Linked DNA regions of Mus musculus: region 2 is linked to region 1. The links are chromatin loops, found by intact Hi-C in ENCODE. Cell type or tissue: left cerebral cortex. All regions are shown on one strand.

What was found. A loop is a pair of places that touch in the nucleus more often than their neighbours do. Peaks named below come from ENCODE experiments on the same cell type or tissue, not always from the same donor. Only the 100,000 strongest peaks of a DNase experiment are listed, where the experiment ranks them.
Region 2: a loop joins it to region 1, with 9 times the contacts of the local background. A loop is called at or near these places in 2 of 42 quality-filtered maps.

What each region holds. Positions count from the first base shown.
Region 1 is chr19:27,689,858-27,697,857 of GRCm38, reverse strand. No RefSeq gene overlaps it. Among named protein-coding and RNA genes, the nearest start is that of Gm35697, 25 kb to the right of the region's middle. In left cerebral cortex, a CTCF peak has its summit at 3,917 (motif pointing right); DNase peaks (open chromatin) are centred at 3,178 and 3,994.
Region 2 is chr19:27,553,714-27,561,713 of GRCm38, reverse strand. No RefSeq gene overlaps it. Among named protein-coding and RNA genes, the nearest start is that of Gm35697, 110 kb to the left of the region's middle. In left cerebral cortex, no CTCF peak of the experiment used is centred here; DNase peaks (open chromatin) are centred at 2,936, 3,321, 4,818, 6,675 and 1 more place; H3K27ac peaks cover 1,800 bases.

The sequences.
Region 1 (8,000 bases):
AAAATATATGTTCTAGTCCCATACAAAGCTAAAGTGTAGCTTTTCCAAAACCTTTGAACTGCAATCACTGTAGTTCTTTATGGAAAGTTATACCTATGAGTGCACACATCAAAAATTAGCAAGACCTCAAACCACACAATGATGCATTTCAAGATGCAAGAACAATCCAAATCTAAAAAGACGTGTTAATAAGTAAAATCAAGACAGAGGCTGATAAAATAAAATAAAGAAAATGCATAGAACATGCCAAGTAATTGGTTTTTTAAAAAGATCAAGTAAAATGAAACAAAACAAAACAAACAAAACAAACCCACCAGACTAACCTTGAGAAGACACACTCTAATAAAATTAGAGGAGGAAAAGGGAAAGATGCCTGCACATTTTAGTGAAATCCTGAAAACATATCCAGGTAATCTAGAAAATCCAGAAGAAATTGTTCAATTTCTAGATAAACATGACCTATAGGAATTAAATCAAGAGTATGTGAGCAGTTTAATAAAAAAAAAAAATTAACAGTCATTGAGATGGAAGCAATAATTAGAAGTCTTCCACAAATTACAATGCCTAGAACTGGAAAGATCCACAGCTGTGTTCTACTGGGCCCTTAAGGAGCAGGCACCAACACTCCTCAGAGTTTCCCACAGATAGAGAGGGAAGGAACAGAATCGGCCATTCTATGAATGCTGCGTAACCCTTAGGCTCAAATGTTGCAAAAGTCCAAAGTTCCTCAGAGAAGTTCAGGCAAAGTGAGTTAGAGATGTGAAGAGTTTGATACAGCATTGATCAAGTTGGTTTTATTCCAAGCACGTAATGATGGTTCAGGGTATACAACTCAATATGTGTACTACAATGTATAAGTAGACATAAGAATAGAAATCACATGATCATCTCAATCCATGTATAAAACAGTTTTGTCAAAGACCAATAATCCTGTCTGATAAAAAAAAAAAAAACCTGAAAAACTAGGAACAGAAAGAACACGCCCACAATGGAGCGCTTCCTGTTATAGCTTGAATAAGGCAAAGCCCCACTCTCTCCCCTCAATATGTCCCTTAAAACCTTACCCAGAGCAGTAAAATGAGAGAAGGATGAAGAAGATAAGGGAGCAAAATAAGCCAAATTATTCCTTGTTGTACACAACATAGTCCTGCTCTTGAGCAACCATTATGACTCTGCCAGTCATCTCTTGGACTGGATAAACATTTCTAGTAAACTACCAATTTACAAAATCATCATGAAAACCAACAAGACACACCAACTTCTCAACATAGAAATAACAGAAATGAGAAATTTGCTGACTTAGTGAGTCATAAAAATCCCATAACGGCTATGACAGTTGTTTTAAAACAAACAAACAAGCAAACAGACAAACAAAAAACAAAATCTCTAGGAATAAAGCTAACCAAGGAGGATTTCTACTTTAAAACTATGCATCCCTGAAGAAAGAAGGTGAAGATACTAGAAGATGACAGGTGATGGGTTTGAAATAGTGAAACTGGCTGTGATGGCAAAAGTGATCTACGTTTGCAGCACAGTCCCAATGAAATTCTAACAATGTCTTGTACAAAACTAGAAAAAAAATACTAATATTTATTGGCAAGGACAAAATACCTTCGATAGTCAAAGCAACGCTTAGCAGATACAACAATATTGGAAATATCACAGAGGAAAATTTCTGACCTCAAATTACATCACAGAGCCATAGAGGTAAAGCCAACATGAAGGCAAATAGAATAGAACGGCGGAGCCAGCAGTAATCCCACCCAAGATACAGACACCTAACTTCTGACGAAAGTGTCAAAGTAGCTTGGAGGAGAAGACAGCTTGTAGTAAAGGCTTCTGGGAAAACTGGATCTCCCCATGTCGATGAATGAAATCAGATCCGTGTCTCTCACTCTACAAAAATCTCAATTTGGAATGGATCAAACGGACACTGAACCTGCTAGAGGCAAACATAGTGGAAGTGTTTCATGATGTAAGCATAGGCAAGGAAGAAGTCCAACACAACCAGAAACAATCCCCAAAATAATAAATGTGATTGTATGAAGTTAAAAAAAAACTTCAGCACAGCAAGAGATTTAATCACCAGAGTGAGCAGACAGCCTATAGAATGGGAAATAGCCTTGTCAACTACACTGGATTGGGTACTAACATACATACATATATATGTATGTATGGATTGGGTACTAACATACATACATGTATATATATGTGTGTGTGTATAATTGCAAATCTGTAGAAGTAAGTTTTATTTGCCTAATGTAATTGTCATCTCAGAGGGCTAATGATGAATAAGCTCACCCTTTCTAGCTTTTTCTGAACTCTGGCTGGCTGCTTCAACTCAGCTTTCCTGGCTCCAACTCCTCTCCAAGATGACTGATTCAAACTGGCTTCTTTCGGCTTCTGACTGAAATGTTCCGCTTGGCCTCAAGCTAACTCTAGCAATCTATTCTAGTATTCTGGGCTCATTCTCATTCTTTGGCTTATTGTGTCTTCTTCACCTGTGTCTAGCTGATTCTCTCTGCAACCTGTCTCTGTAAAATTCTCCTTCTATCTGCCTCAGAACTTCATGAACTGAACTGCCATGAATTCCACTCCACTTCACTGCTTTCTCAGCTCAGTGACTCAACCGAACTGCCTGATTAGAACTCAGAGATTTGCAAGTCTCTTGTCTCCTGAGTTCTGGGATTAAAGGCATGTACCACCATGCCTGGACCTAAGCTTCTCTTTACCTAAAACTTTCTCTGTATCAGGCTGGCCTTGAACTCAGATATCGGCTTGACTCTGTCTCTTGGGATTAAAGTCATGTCTGTATTCTAGCAAATCACACAAGCCTATAAAGTCTTTGGATGTGATCTCTTGCCAGAGCAGCCATGTTGCTGGAATAAAATTCCTCTACACAAATCCAAACAACAATATCAGCTCCTCTAGTTAAGAAACACAAATAGCCAACAGTTCTTCAGAAAGTGTTCAGTGTCTTTGAAGTCTGGGGAAATGCCTGTGAATGGTGTTAAGTGACATGGTTTGGATTGGTCCAAACACCCACTCCCAGGCTTTGTAAGGCTATTCTTGTTGAGTTGGTATGTCAGCTGGCAAACCCTCCCGTGATGCCTCTTCTGGTGTTGCCACAGACCCAACAAAAGACTTGTGTTGAATGGTACATTCTTAGATTAGCCATGCAGGCTGTGCTGTTAGAACAGAACAACAGAGAGTCGGGTGGTGGCAGAGGCAGCTGTGTGGCCACAGTGACTGATTTACACAGGCTGGGAAGGAGTGTGGGCAGCAGGAGCGGGGCGGTGGACATAAAGAAATAGCAGGAGAGTTGAAATGGAAGAATTAAAGCTGCAAGGAGCCAGAAACAAGAAACTGCAGGCCTTGGTGTCCAGAAACTGCTGTGAATTGGGGTTGATGCGTGGCTGGCAACTTTGCCTCCTGGTGCCAGGCATTCCTTACGCCCTTGTTTCTGGATGAGTTTTAAAGAAGTGTCAACGCCTTGAGGCCAAGAGTCTGAGACACCTGGCCAAGAGCTATAACACTGCGTGGCTTTAATAGGTAAGGAATCCTGAAACTGTAGACCTACACAAAATCTCTAACACAGCTAGCTGTCACAGAATCCCAACAGTAAGCAAGACCAGCTTGCAATGTTAGCTACAACCAAGACCCAGGAATACCCCTAGAATTGAGCCCAGTGGTTCTCAACCTTCCTCAGGCTGTAACCTTTTAATAGAGTTGCTTATGTTGTGGTGAACCCCTCACCCCCATTCCCAACCATAAAATTACTTTCGTGGCTACTTCATAATTGTAATTTTGCTATTGTTATGAATCATAGTATAAATAGCTGATTAAAAAGGGGTTGCGACCCAGAAACTGAGAAACTGGTTTAACTCATGTAGCCGTGCCTGGGGATCCTGATACCTGTAACCTGCATCAGGACTGTAACACTAGGGGGCGCTGCTTACTGCTACTTCTACCCACCCAAGGCCTCTGCTGGCTGCTACCAGACATAGGGGTGGTGGGAACAGAAGCCGCCAGCGGACAGTGACTATCAGCTGGGTAGCATTCTAAATATTCTCCTACCTGCTCAATGAATTGTGAGTTTCCTCATCAGCTCTCAACCGTGTGTGTGATCTCTAATTTCCTCAAGACTTTTGGCATGTTATTTGTCCTACCCAGCCTAAAGCATTTTGCTACAATGTGTGAAGAAATGACTACCTTACAAATAAGTACTCAAGGGGGGTGGAGGTGGGGCTAACATGGCTCTAGGGCTCCGTCTCCACTCTTTGGAGCTTGCTGCTTTCTGGAAATCGGGGCAGTGGGTCCTAGATGTTTTGGGGATCTTGGACTCTGTACCCATTCCTTTCATCTGGGACCTGGCTGTGCCTGGCCTGTGCTGAGCATCGACCTGAAGACGTGAAGACTCTCAAGGCAGTCAGCTATGGCAGTCACAGGTTTATTTATTCCACCTCACTATTATTTGGTAAATGATAAACCAATTCATTTTTCTTCTAAGTAGGAACGTTCTCCAATCTTGTAACCCCAGTACCTTGCTTGCTGTGCGTAGGGATTGGCAATTCTCTCTCTTTCTGAGATTTATTTCTGTTTCTTTAATATACGTGTATGTGTGTGAGTCTATTGAATGGATAATAGGTGTGGGGGCGCCCACGGTAGTCAGAGGCATGGTGTCTCTTGGAGCTGGAATGACAGGTGGTTGTAAGCCACCTGACCTGGGTGCTGGGAACCAAACCTCACTTCTTTCCAAGAACAGCAGGTGCTCTTAGCCACTGGACCATTCTCCAGTCCCACAGTGGCCTTTCTCTAAACAGAAAGATAAATCATGATATTAATGGGAACACATAGGCTAGGGTCGAGCTGGCCCTTTCATTTCTTAAGTTATTCTTCACTTGGCTTTTCCCAAAGACTAGCCTTGAAAACTGTTATTATCTTTTAAAAAGACACCTTAAGCATTCTTATTCAAGATGCCCTTCATAATTCAAAAAGAATTCTAGTGTTCTACCTTGAGTCAATCAAAATTTGCAAGTGCTATTTCCTTTTTGCCTGAAGAGCTTCGGCAATGCAGGTAGCCTGACGATGGTGGTCTCTGTCAGTGAGAAAAAAATAAAATGCTGTCATACACTTTCATTTCGAAATATATTTTTATTGGTCCTATGAGCATGTAAGTACTCGGGGACACATTTGTCATGTGTTCTGTGTAAGAGGCTACACTGTCTCTACAGCATCCTCTGGACTCAGAGTTTGAGGTGAGGAACCTGCTATATTCTGTTCTGTGCTTCACCCTCTAATCCCTCTTCACAAATGTTATCTTTAATTTAAAAGACGGTATTTATATGCAGGTGTGTGTCTCTGTGAATATGTGCCACATGTGTGCTTATGGAGGTCAGAGAAGGAGGATAGATCGTCCTCGGCTAGAGTTACAGGCATTTGTGTTCTTCCTGACTTGTGTGCTGGAACCTCAGGTCCTCTCCTAGAGCAGGAAATGTTCTTAAGTGTTGAGCCCTATCTCTAGCCCCATAGTTGTTTTGTAGGGGTATTTTCTTGTCAGTTTGGTTTTAATATGCTTAAGTGTGTTAATGTATGTTTAATTTTTTCCAAGACCCTTTTGAACATATTGGATTAGTGAGAGAATTACAGTCTTTTCAAATATGTCGTGGGGACTTTGCCTCCTTGTTTTCTTCTTTGAACTCTGTGCATGGGCTAAGAGGTTCAATGCACTCCGCTCTTGGATGCCCTGTTGTATTTTCTCCCCCAGCCTCCGTGCTTTTTGAGTTTGTATTTGAATGTAATGCCTATTGATAGACACACTTGGTGATTCTTTTCAGGCCTCTGCTTGGTCATCCCCCAGGTGGCACCTCACAATAGCTCGAGTTTGATTTCTCTGCTTTTCAATGGAAGCTATAATGTTTCTGTCACTGTAACCTAGAAGGATGCGGCTGTAGTCCCCATGTCTGATCTGTTGTGCCTGGTGCTTTTGTGCCTGCACATAGGTTATTTGTCTGTCTCTGCACATTGTGTGTACATGTGTGTAACTAAGAATATCCGAGTTTGCCTGCAGATGAAGGCTAGATCTTTATCTTGCACAATTGTTTTTCCATTTTTATTTTATTTTTTTTAAGACAGAGTCTCTCACTGTTCCTGGAACTCACCAACTAGCTGGACGGGTTGTCAGCGAGCCCTGTGATCCTCTTGTCTCTGCCTCTCCAGTGTTGAGATTGCAGTTATATACCATCAAGCCTTTTTATATGGATTCTGGCTATCTGAACTCAGGAGCCCAGGCTTGTACTTTACCAAAGGAAATGTCTCTGCAGCCCTCAAATGGGGGGTCATCTTGTTTGATCTTCCTGCTTTCTGTGTCTCATGCCTGTGCCACAGAGGACATCGCTTTCAACGGCTGTTGCTTACTGCTCTTTGCAGTGGTATAGAGTGGGCTGAAGAGGGGTGGATTTGTAGTATTCCTGCTTCAGTCTCACACTTTGTAGGTCTGTGCTCCAGTGACAGGACTCAGGGAGCACTCCTTCTTTTGTACCAGGGCCAGACAATTTTACCATCTGCTCAGTCCATATCTCACCGGTGTCAGCATTGTGTCTTCCTTCACCACAGTCTAACTGGTGGACTTTGTTAATGCGTGATCTTCTGCATATGAGAGTCCCCCAGCACCAGTGGTCTTTTGCTTTAGCCACGGCATAGGCTTCCTCCTCCCCTCCCGGTGGCACACAGTTTTCTTTAACATCAAGGTAGTAGCAGATAACCTGCCTTGGCCCTTTCCTGGCCCTTTCCCCAGGTATTGACATCCCTTCCATCAAAGGCATTTCTTCCTCTGCTCTCCTCTGGGCTGATGGCTTTTACTCCACATCTGGGATGCAGATGGAGTTGTGTTTGTTTGGGTCACACGCTGGGCTCAGGCCAAATCACCTTGGCTCTCTCACTCTCACGTGAACCGTGAGTGGTGTTCCTGGTGTCATAGCGCCTTGCTCCTCTTCCTCAGATACAGCCGAATGGAACTCTGGAAAAAAGCCGTTGAGGGGGGTAAGGATACCATCTATGTATGGTGCTCTGCTCTGATGGAGTCTCAGCTGTCAATCAGCATGGTTCACCTTCAGTCTTTAAAATTCCATTATTTTCTCTTCATGCATTTAAGGTTGCCATCTGGTTCTGCAATGGTCATTCAAGAGTTAAACAGTTTGTGCCTTCCATCTCTCCTCAGAAGACGTTGTTATCTTTTGAAATCCAGTTTGCCTGGTTCACCTGTAATGTCAATGGTCTAAATATATTGTCTTAGTCAGGGTTGTCTGGAGGAGCAAAATCAATGGAATGAATGTATATAAGAATTTAAGTTAGCTTTGAAAATAATAGCAACAACTAAAGCAGACCCTACGAGCTGAGAATCCCATAGTTTCTCAGTCCTGGAAGTCCAGACGTTCAAGGATGTTTTGTGCTCTATACATGATTTATATACCTATAAGTGCAATGCGGCTATAGGGATGTTCTTCTGAGTGCTTTTGCTTGGTAAATTCAGAAACTGTAGTTTATTCAATTTATCCCTTGTTTGTTAATAGCGTCTTCATTGGGAAAAATTAGATGTGCTAAGTTACTTTAACCTGAGAAGATATTGTTTCCATCAACATTCAGAGAATCTCAATATTTACTCCTGGGTACTCCCTGGTGGTAGCATTTTTAAAGTAACTGACAGTATTTATTAATAAATTATCTGATAGTACTTCAAGGAACCAAAGGAATGCTGCAACAGAGATACTAGATCTGATTCACCCACACACACAACAGCAATCAGTCCTCTTAGAGACAAATAAATATTGCTACATTAAAGAAAGTTAAAGGGGAAAAAATCACCAAGTCGCCTCTAAACAAGAAGCGTTTCTGCGAAAAGTTAGTCAGCTCTGATTCTTCGCTGCAGATCTCCTTGTGTTCTCCTCTTGTGCTGAGTTTATGGAGAGTTCAGAAGGCATGAAGCAGACATCACATTAAAC
Region 2 (8,000 bases), 140 kb after region 1:
GGATCTGTCACTGAGCAGGTTTCCAAGGAAACAGATCATAGTGTAGATCTGTTTGCAGGGAGTTTAGTAGGGAAAGCTTTCTGCTTTCTCCTATGGATGTGAAGTCACATTTAGGTGGCCTTGGGAAGAGTTAAACTACTATAGAGCTGTACTAAAGGCTCAGCTCGAGCAACAGAGACTGTTCAAGATGGGCTAGCCCTTAGATTCAAAGCAATCCCCATCAAAATTCCAACTCAATTCTTCAACGAATTAGAAAGGGCAATCTGCAAATTTATCTGGAACAACAAAAAACCTAGGATAGCAAAAACTCTTCTCAAGGATAAAAGAACCTCTGGTGGAATCACCATGCCTGACCTAAAGCTGTACTACAGAGCAATTGTGATAAAAACTGCATGGTACTAGTATAGCAACAGACAAGTAGACCAATGGAATAGAATTGAAGACCCAGAAATGAACCCACACACCTATGGTCACTTGATCTTTGACAAGGGAGCAAAAACCATCCAGTGGGAAAAAGACAGCATTTTCAACAAATGATGCTGGCACAACTGGCAGTTATCATGTACAAGAATTCAAATTGATCCATTCCTATCTCCTTGTACTAAGGTCAAATCTAAGTGGATCAAGGAACTTCACATAAAACCAGAGACACTGAAACTTATAGAGGAGAAAGTGGGGAAAAGCCTTGAAGATATGGGCACAGAGGAAAAATTCCTGAATAGAACAGTAATGGCTTGTGCTGTAAGATCGAGGATTGACAAATGGGACCTCATGAAACTGCACAGCTTCTGTAAGGCAAAAGACACCGTCAATAAGACAAAAAGACCACCAACAGATTGGGAAAGGATCTTTACCTATCCTAAAACAGATAGGGGACTAATATCCAACATATATAAAGAACTCAAGAAGGTGGACTCCAGAAAATCAAATAACCCCATTAAAAATGGGGCTCAGAGCTAAACAAAGAATTCTCACCTGAGGAATACCGAATGGCTGAGGAGCAACTGAAAAAATGTTCAGCATCCTTAATCATCAGGGGAATGCAAATCAAAACAACCCCGAGATTCCACCTCACACCAGTCAGAATGGCTAAGATCAAAAATTCAAGTGACAGCAGATGCTGGTGAGGATGTGGAGAAAGAGGAACACTCCTCCATTGTTGGTGGGACTGCAAGCTTGTACAACCACTTTGGAAATCAGTCTGGCGGTTCCTCAGAAAATTGGACATAGTACTACTGGAGGATCCCGCAATACCTCTCCTGGGCATATATCCAGAAGATGTTCCAACCGGTAAGAAGGACACATGCTCCACTATGTTTAAGGCAGCCTTATTTATAATAGCCAGAAGCTGGAAAGATGCCCCTCAACAGAGGAATGGATACAGAAAATGTGGTACATTTACACAATGGAGTACTACTCAGCTATTACAAAGAATGAATTTATGAAATTCCTAGGCAAATGGATGGACCTGGAGGGCATCATCCTGAGTAAGATAACCCAGTCACAAAAGAACTCATACAATATGTACTCACTGATAAGTGGATATTAGCCCAGAAACTTAGAATACCTAAGATATAAGATACAGTTTGCAAAACACATGAAACTCAAGAAGAATGAAGACCAGAATGTGGACACTTTGCCCCTTCTTAGAATTGGGAACAAAACACCCATGGAAGGAGTTACAGAGACAAAGTTTGGAGCTGAGACGAAAGGATGGATCATCTAGAGACTGCCATATCCGGGGATCCATCCCATAATCAGCATCCAAACACTGACACCACTGCATACACTAGTAAGATTTTGCTGAAAGGACCCTGATATAGCTGTCTCTTGTGAGACTATGCTGGGGCCTAGCAAACACAGAAGTGGATGCTCACAGTCAGCTATTGGATGGATCACAGGGCCCCCAATGGAGGAGCTAGAGAAAGTACCCAAGGAGCTAAAGGAATCTCAACCCTATAGGTGGAACAACAATATGAACTAACCAGTATCCCTCCCCCCGCCTCCCCGCCCCCCGGAGCTCGTGTCTCTAGCTGCATATGAATCAGAAGATGGCCTGGTTGGCCATCAGTGGAAAGAGAGGCCCATTGGTCTTGCAAACTTTATATGCCTCCGTACAGGGGAATACCAGGGCCAAGAAGTGGGAGTGGGTGGGTAGGAGAGTCGGGTGCAGGGAGGGTTTGGGGGACTTTTGGGATAGCAGTGGAAATGTAAATGAAGAAAATACCTAATTAAAAAAAAAGATTAAAAAAAAAAGAAAATGTAACATTAAAAAAAAAAAAAAAGATGGGCTAGCCCTGTTTTAAGAGTTGAACTATCTAGAGGTCAGTGGCTTTTATTATACACTTATGATTGTGTGTTCAGAGGGGATATGAATAAGTAAGGTGGTCCTTTTGGTATGAAGACAATTCCTACCTAGAGAATAGCTCAGCTATGAACCATCACCTTTCTTTGTCCTCAGCTGCTGAACAGTGAGTGCCTCCATCCTGATAGAAAGACCTGTGTGGTCCACCACAGTATATGCTGTAAGACCAAGATCCAGGATTCCAGTTTGGGGCTGCAAAAAAGAATGTGGTGGTAGATACCTGAAATATCAGATCAAAAATTGGGAGTCCATACGACGGACAAATGGATGTTGTCAAAACCTCAGCAGAAGTTACAGGATAATTCAGATCATCTTTTCCTGAGCCAAAGCTTTTAGAAACTGGGTATGTTACCTGACTGGGTGTGTTCTGTATGTTCTTTGTCCCATGGAAACACATGGCTTATAAAAGATGCATTCCTTCTTTTTCCCAGCAGGGAATGCAGTTGGTTGACAAAGAAGTGGAGTTTTCAATACAAGACAGTGAGGGCAAATGCACAGGTATGTGTAGTTGCATGGTCCAGCTGGAATTTCTATGCCAGTGCAGAGGAATTTCTTTGAGCTAGACTGGTTAAGGGAAAACTTAGAGAAGAAATGTGACAGAAATTGGTTGCTGAAGGATCAGAATTGGTAGACTTTTACTCTCTATCTTCTCACATCCTACTCTCACAAAAAAAGATTTTTAAATTCCTTTAGGTTCCCTTAGGATTCCTCATCTTAAATATGTTGATTGTCTTCTCATATATGCTTTAAAAGCCAATTATTGGAAAGTCACTTCTAATTTTTAATCCTGAATACTAAAAATGCACACCCCCTGAGATTTCCCTACGTGAATCTATCCTGACTTCACCTCTTTGGTTTCAGAATTTTTTTTTTTTTCTCCAGTAACTTCAGTGTCTCCAGTTGCTAGCTTCTATTTCTTCCTCATTCTCCCACGGGCTCCGAATGCATGAGTCACAGAATTCTGTCCAGCCTGTCAACACTTCTCATCCTTGCACTGACAACAGAGTTAAAGGGTGGCAATAAGGAATCTGTTAAGGAAACAATACCAAGCATTTGCATAGCTGAAGTTTTACACTTTAGAAAACTAGACTTAGGAAGCTCTTAGAGTAGATGACACCAGGACCATGTTATAGAACCTCAGTGTTGGATCAGGAAGCTAGAAAGTCACCTGAGAGTGAGACTGCATGGGGTGTTATAGCCCTGAACTTACACTTTCACGACCATACACAGTGAAAGTGTATGGGTTTCTTGTTGCTGATACTATTAAAACAAATCTGTAGAAATTATTAGGTGTTTAGAACAATTCAGATATATTACTTTATAGGTTAGGGGTCACAAATCTAAAACGGTCTTGCAAGGCTAAAGCATTGTTTGTGTCCTTCCTCAAGACTTTAGGGGAGAATCCATCCCCTGGAGATGTGTTGCCTTGGCTTCTGCTCTAGTTGTTACATCTCCTTCCTTGACTCAGACTCCCTGCCTTTCTGTTAGATGGATTCTTGTGGTCATGATGGATCACATTGTGATTGTGAACCCATGAGGATTGTGTAATCCCATGTATTCCCACCTCCCTGCCCCCCACTTTCAAGATCCATAGCATATTATATCTGAAAGCCCCCTTGTTATATAAGCCACCATGTAGAAGGCTTCAGTGGTTAGATTGAGACATCTTTCAAAAGCCATTATTCTGCCTTTCACACGAGATACCTAACCTTTGTCTTCATTGTCATCTGCATCAGTGAAGTGACAGATAATAGTCCCCCATAAGAGTATTTTGAATTTGGTAAGAAACAACCACATAAATAGCACCATGGTGCCTGGTATTCCCCAGCCAGTGTTATTGCCATGGTGGCCACCATCAGTGACATTGGAGCTGAGCAACATGGAGCAGGGCTTCACCAAAAATGACCTTTCAAAGATGCCCCAAGGAGGCCATTTGGAGAGTGAAGAAGAGACGAGAGAAGAGAACTGAAGCAGCAGCAAGCCTGCTTCCCTGAAGCCCTATGTTGGGGCCTTTGCCCTATGTGAGCGTTTCTAAATTAACTCACTGGGCTTCTGTATCAACATGTGCACGGTTTAAAAAAGCCAAGAGTCTGGAGACCAAGATCACCTTTTGAACTGAGACCTGGTTTCCCTAGTTGATGGCAGGCCTTAGAGATGTTAAGGACTGTGTGCTGATCTGCGGTGGTCTTTCCTCTTCTAAGGGCCTGCGTGTTCTCCAGGTTCATGTGTTGGGACTGAAGTGCCACTGTGGTGACTTGAGCAGCTCTGAGGGGGTGAAAGCATGGATGCCAGACTAGAGTCGGGGCTGAGAGACACTAGCTGAAGCCCTTCCTACACACTCCTTTTGTTCCTCCGATGTAGGAGGACAGTGACTGTCCCTCCTGCACTCTCTATACCTCATGTGAAGTAAGGACACCAGTGATACCATCTCTGAGCAATTGGCTCATACCAGAAACTTAGTGAAGGGCTTTTGTAGCTGAAACTTCTCAGCCTCCAGGACCGTAGGAGGTAGATTTTTTAATTCTATAAATGTCCCAGACTCAGGCAGTTTGTTTTAGCGGCACAGACTAAGATAACTCTCCTACAGTCTGTGTCATCTTAATAGTAAAATCTTATTTCTTGTGGATATGCTTTTCAGGGTACTTTGCAGCTTCTGAAATGTACTTACATCAGCTTCAGCCCTCTCTCTCAGCCTCTCTCTTCCACCATCTTCTTGGAGATTTCCCTCCGTGTGTTACTTTGCTGCTGAAGGGCCCCATTTAAGGGGCAGTTTGATTCTGAACATTTGAGGAAGGGAAGCAACCTGTTGGGGGAAATTCGTGGCTAATCTGAAGCATTTTCCGAGCACAACAGCTGCACATTTTAGCACAGTTGTGATTAGACCCCACGTGTTCTTGGCAAGAGCCAGAGACAGGAGGACACTCTGTCATTTCAATTCACCAGATGAACACCGGGCCACAGAGCTCTCGCCAGACCTGAAACCAAAATGTGTGGGGGTGGGTGGTTGATTGTTTGCTACTAATAGCTTCTTGGAGCCCCTATCCCTAGCAACAAAAGCGTGACTCCCCAGATTTACCTCTGAGAGAGAGAGAGAGAGAGAGAGAGAGAGAGAGAGAGAGAGAGAGAGAGAGAGAGAGACTGGGGTCTCACTGGGTAGGAGGTACCAGAAAAACAAGATCTGTGAGTTCAGCTATACAAGGCTCCTCAAGTGCAAACAGCCCAGCTGTTGGAAGAGCAAAATCAGCTTAGTCAACAGGTTACTTCTCTGCACAAAAAGAAGCAATCGCTCTGAGCCTGACTTTCCCTAGAACTGATGACCCCGCCTTTGCCGTGGGCTAATGGCCTGGCCTTCATGAAGCCTCAGATTGGCGGTCAATCTTCCTCTTTCATCTCCTGGAGCCCAGGAAATGATCAGTGCCCTGGCACCTGGGTTACTTTTTAATGATCTGAAAGACCACAAGGAGCCGTCATTTCTTTTGTGCGGTTTCTCATTCAGCAACCTAATAGCTACCAAAGAGAGATTTTCTTGAAAAGAAAAACTGCCTGCTCCTCTTGGGCGCCTATGATTAAACCCTCACACTGCGCATATTACCGGACATCGGACCTGCATGAGGCCGGCTGACTGCCGGGGAGTCTTGGTATCTGCACTCTGGCTTTCCTGCCAACAAGCCGTGAAATAACGGATGAGTGTACCGAAACTTCACTGTGAATAGAGGAGAGTAACCAAGAAGTTGCTGGGGCCCAGGGGTTCCTGTGTCAGTCCTAGAGGGGAAACCAAGTTTTTCTGTAGGTTACTCTGCTTGTACTCTGATCATGGTAAAACCAACGCCACCATAAATACCACAATGGGGTGGAGACCTATTGTCCATCTCCCCTAGCAGTCACTGACAATCGCAACTTACAGCAACCAAAGACAGAAGGAAGCAGAATAACTTTTTTTCTCATTTCCATAGCTCTTAAAAGAAATACAACGTTAAAATATCTGTAATGCAGAGTATTTTTAAAAAGGCAACTTTGTAATGGTTACAGTGCAGGCAGGCATTGATGGCATTGATGGCATTGATGGCAGGATGGTAGTCAACTCTGTATGCACAGTCAACTCTGGGCCGTGTAGTGCAAGCGATGGTTTAGAGCTGTTCTATCAGGACACAGAAACTATTTACTTGGGAAATTTTAGGTGTATAGCTATGTTCACACTCTATGTTTGTTAGAAGCAGGCCCAAGTTAAAGTATAAGATGCTACCACTTGCCCACAGATAGCTAACATGTTTGAGACTGACAGCCAGCGAGTAGGCAGGCGCTGAGCCAGCGTGCCCTCCCACTGCTGGTAGAAATGGAAAATGAAAAGATAGAACTCTCCAACAGCTTCTTAAAGTTCAGCATAAGCTTTCCCCAAGACCCACCAACTCTACAGGATTCAGTAAGAGAAAAGGAAAGAGATACCCAGAACAGGAGTCCTGCCTGAGATCTGGGAGACAATGGAGATAGCCCTCAGCAACTGAAATGATAAGTCAGATATAGGGAATCTAGACACCGGAATGTTGGTGAGCCATGGGAGCGAGCAAACTACTCACATACGCAACAGTACCAAGACCCACTGTGTTGGCAGACGACGCCCTAGGTGTGTGCTTTAGTTGTTTTTCCATTGCTGTAATAGAACACCGTGACCAAGGCAACTTACAGAAGAAAGAGTTTATTTGGCCTTGAGGTTCCCAAGGCTTAGAGTCCGTGATTGTGGTGTGGAGGCACGGTAGCAAGCACAGGGAGCCGAAAGCTCACATCTTACACTACAAGCACATAGCAGAGAGAACAAACTGAACATAAATAAGACTTGAAGCTCCTCGGTGATATAATTCCTCCAGCAAGGTTACCCCCCTCCTAAACTTCCCCAAGCGGTGCAACCAAGTGCTCAAATGTCTGAGACTGCAGGGGACATTTCTCATTTAAGCCACCAGAGTATGCTTTAATGTAAAATTCGAAATCAAGCAAAACTATTGTAGTGTAAACAAAAGTTCAGTAGTTTCTTGTTGGGGGTGTGGCAGATGGAGACAGCTGCAAATAAAATCATGAAGGGAAGTTAAGAGTGATAGTTTCTGCATCTTGGCTGTGTTGGCAACATGGATACATGCGTTGATTAAGACACATCAGACTAAATGCTTAGACTCAGATTTCTTCCCTGCATGTATAGGATGCCTTGATAATATGATTTAAAAATGAATAAACGTTTAGTCAGAACTGTCTAAAGAGATATGTGCAACAATATTAAAGAAGAAAGGAATGAAGGAACGAAGGAAGGAGGGAGGGAAGGAGAAAGCAAGGAAAAAAGGAAGGAAGGAAGAAAGGAAGGAAGGAAAGAAGGAAGGGAAGGGAAGGGAAGGGAAGGGAAGGGAAGGGAAGGGAAGGGAAGGGAAGGGAAGGGAAGGGCAGATGTGTGTGTGGGGGGGTACACTTTTAATCCCAGCACTTGGAGGCAGACACATGTGGATCTCTGTGAGTTCAAAGCAAGCCTGGTATACAAAGGGAGTTCCAGCCAAGGCTACAGAATAAAACCCTGTTTCAAAAGAGAAAATAAAGAAAGAGAGAGAGAGAGAAAGAAAGAAAAAAGAAGGAAGAAAGGAAGGAAAGAAGGAAGGAA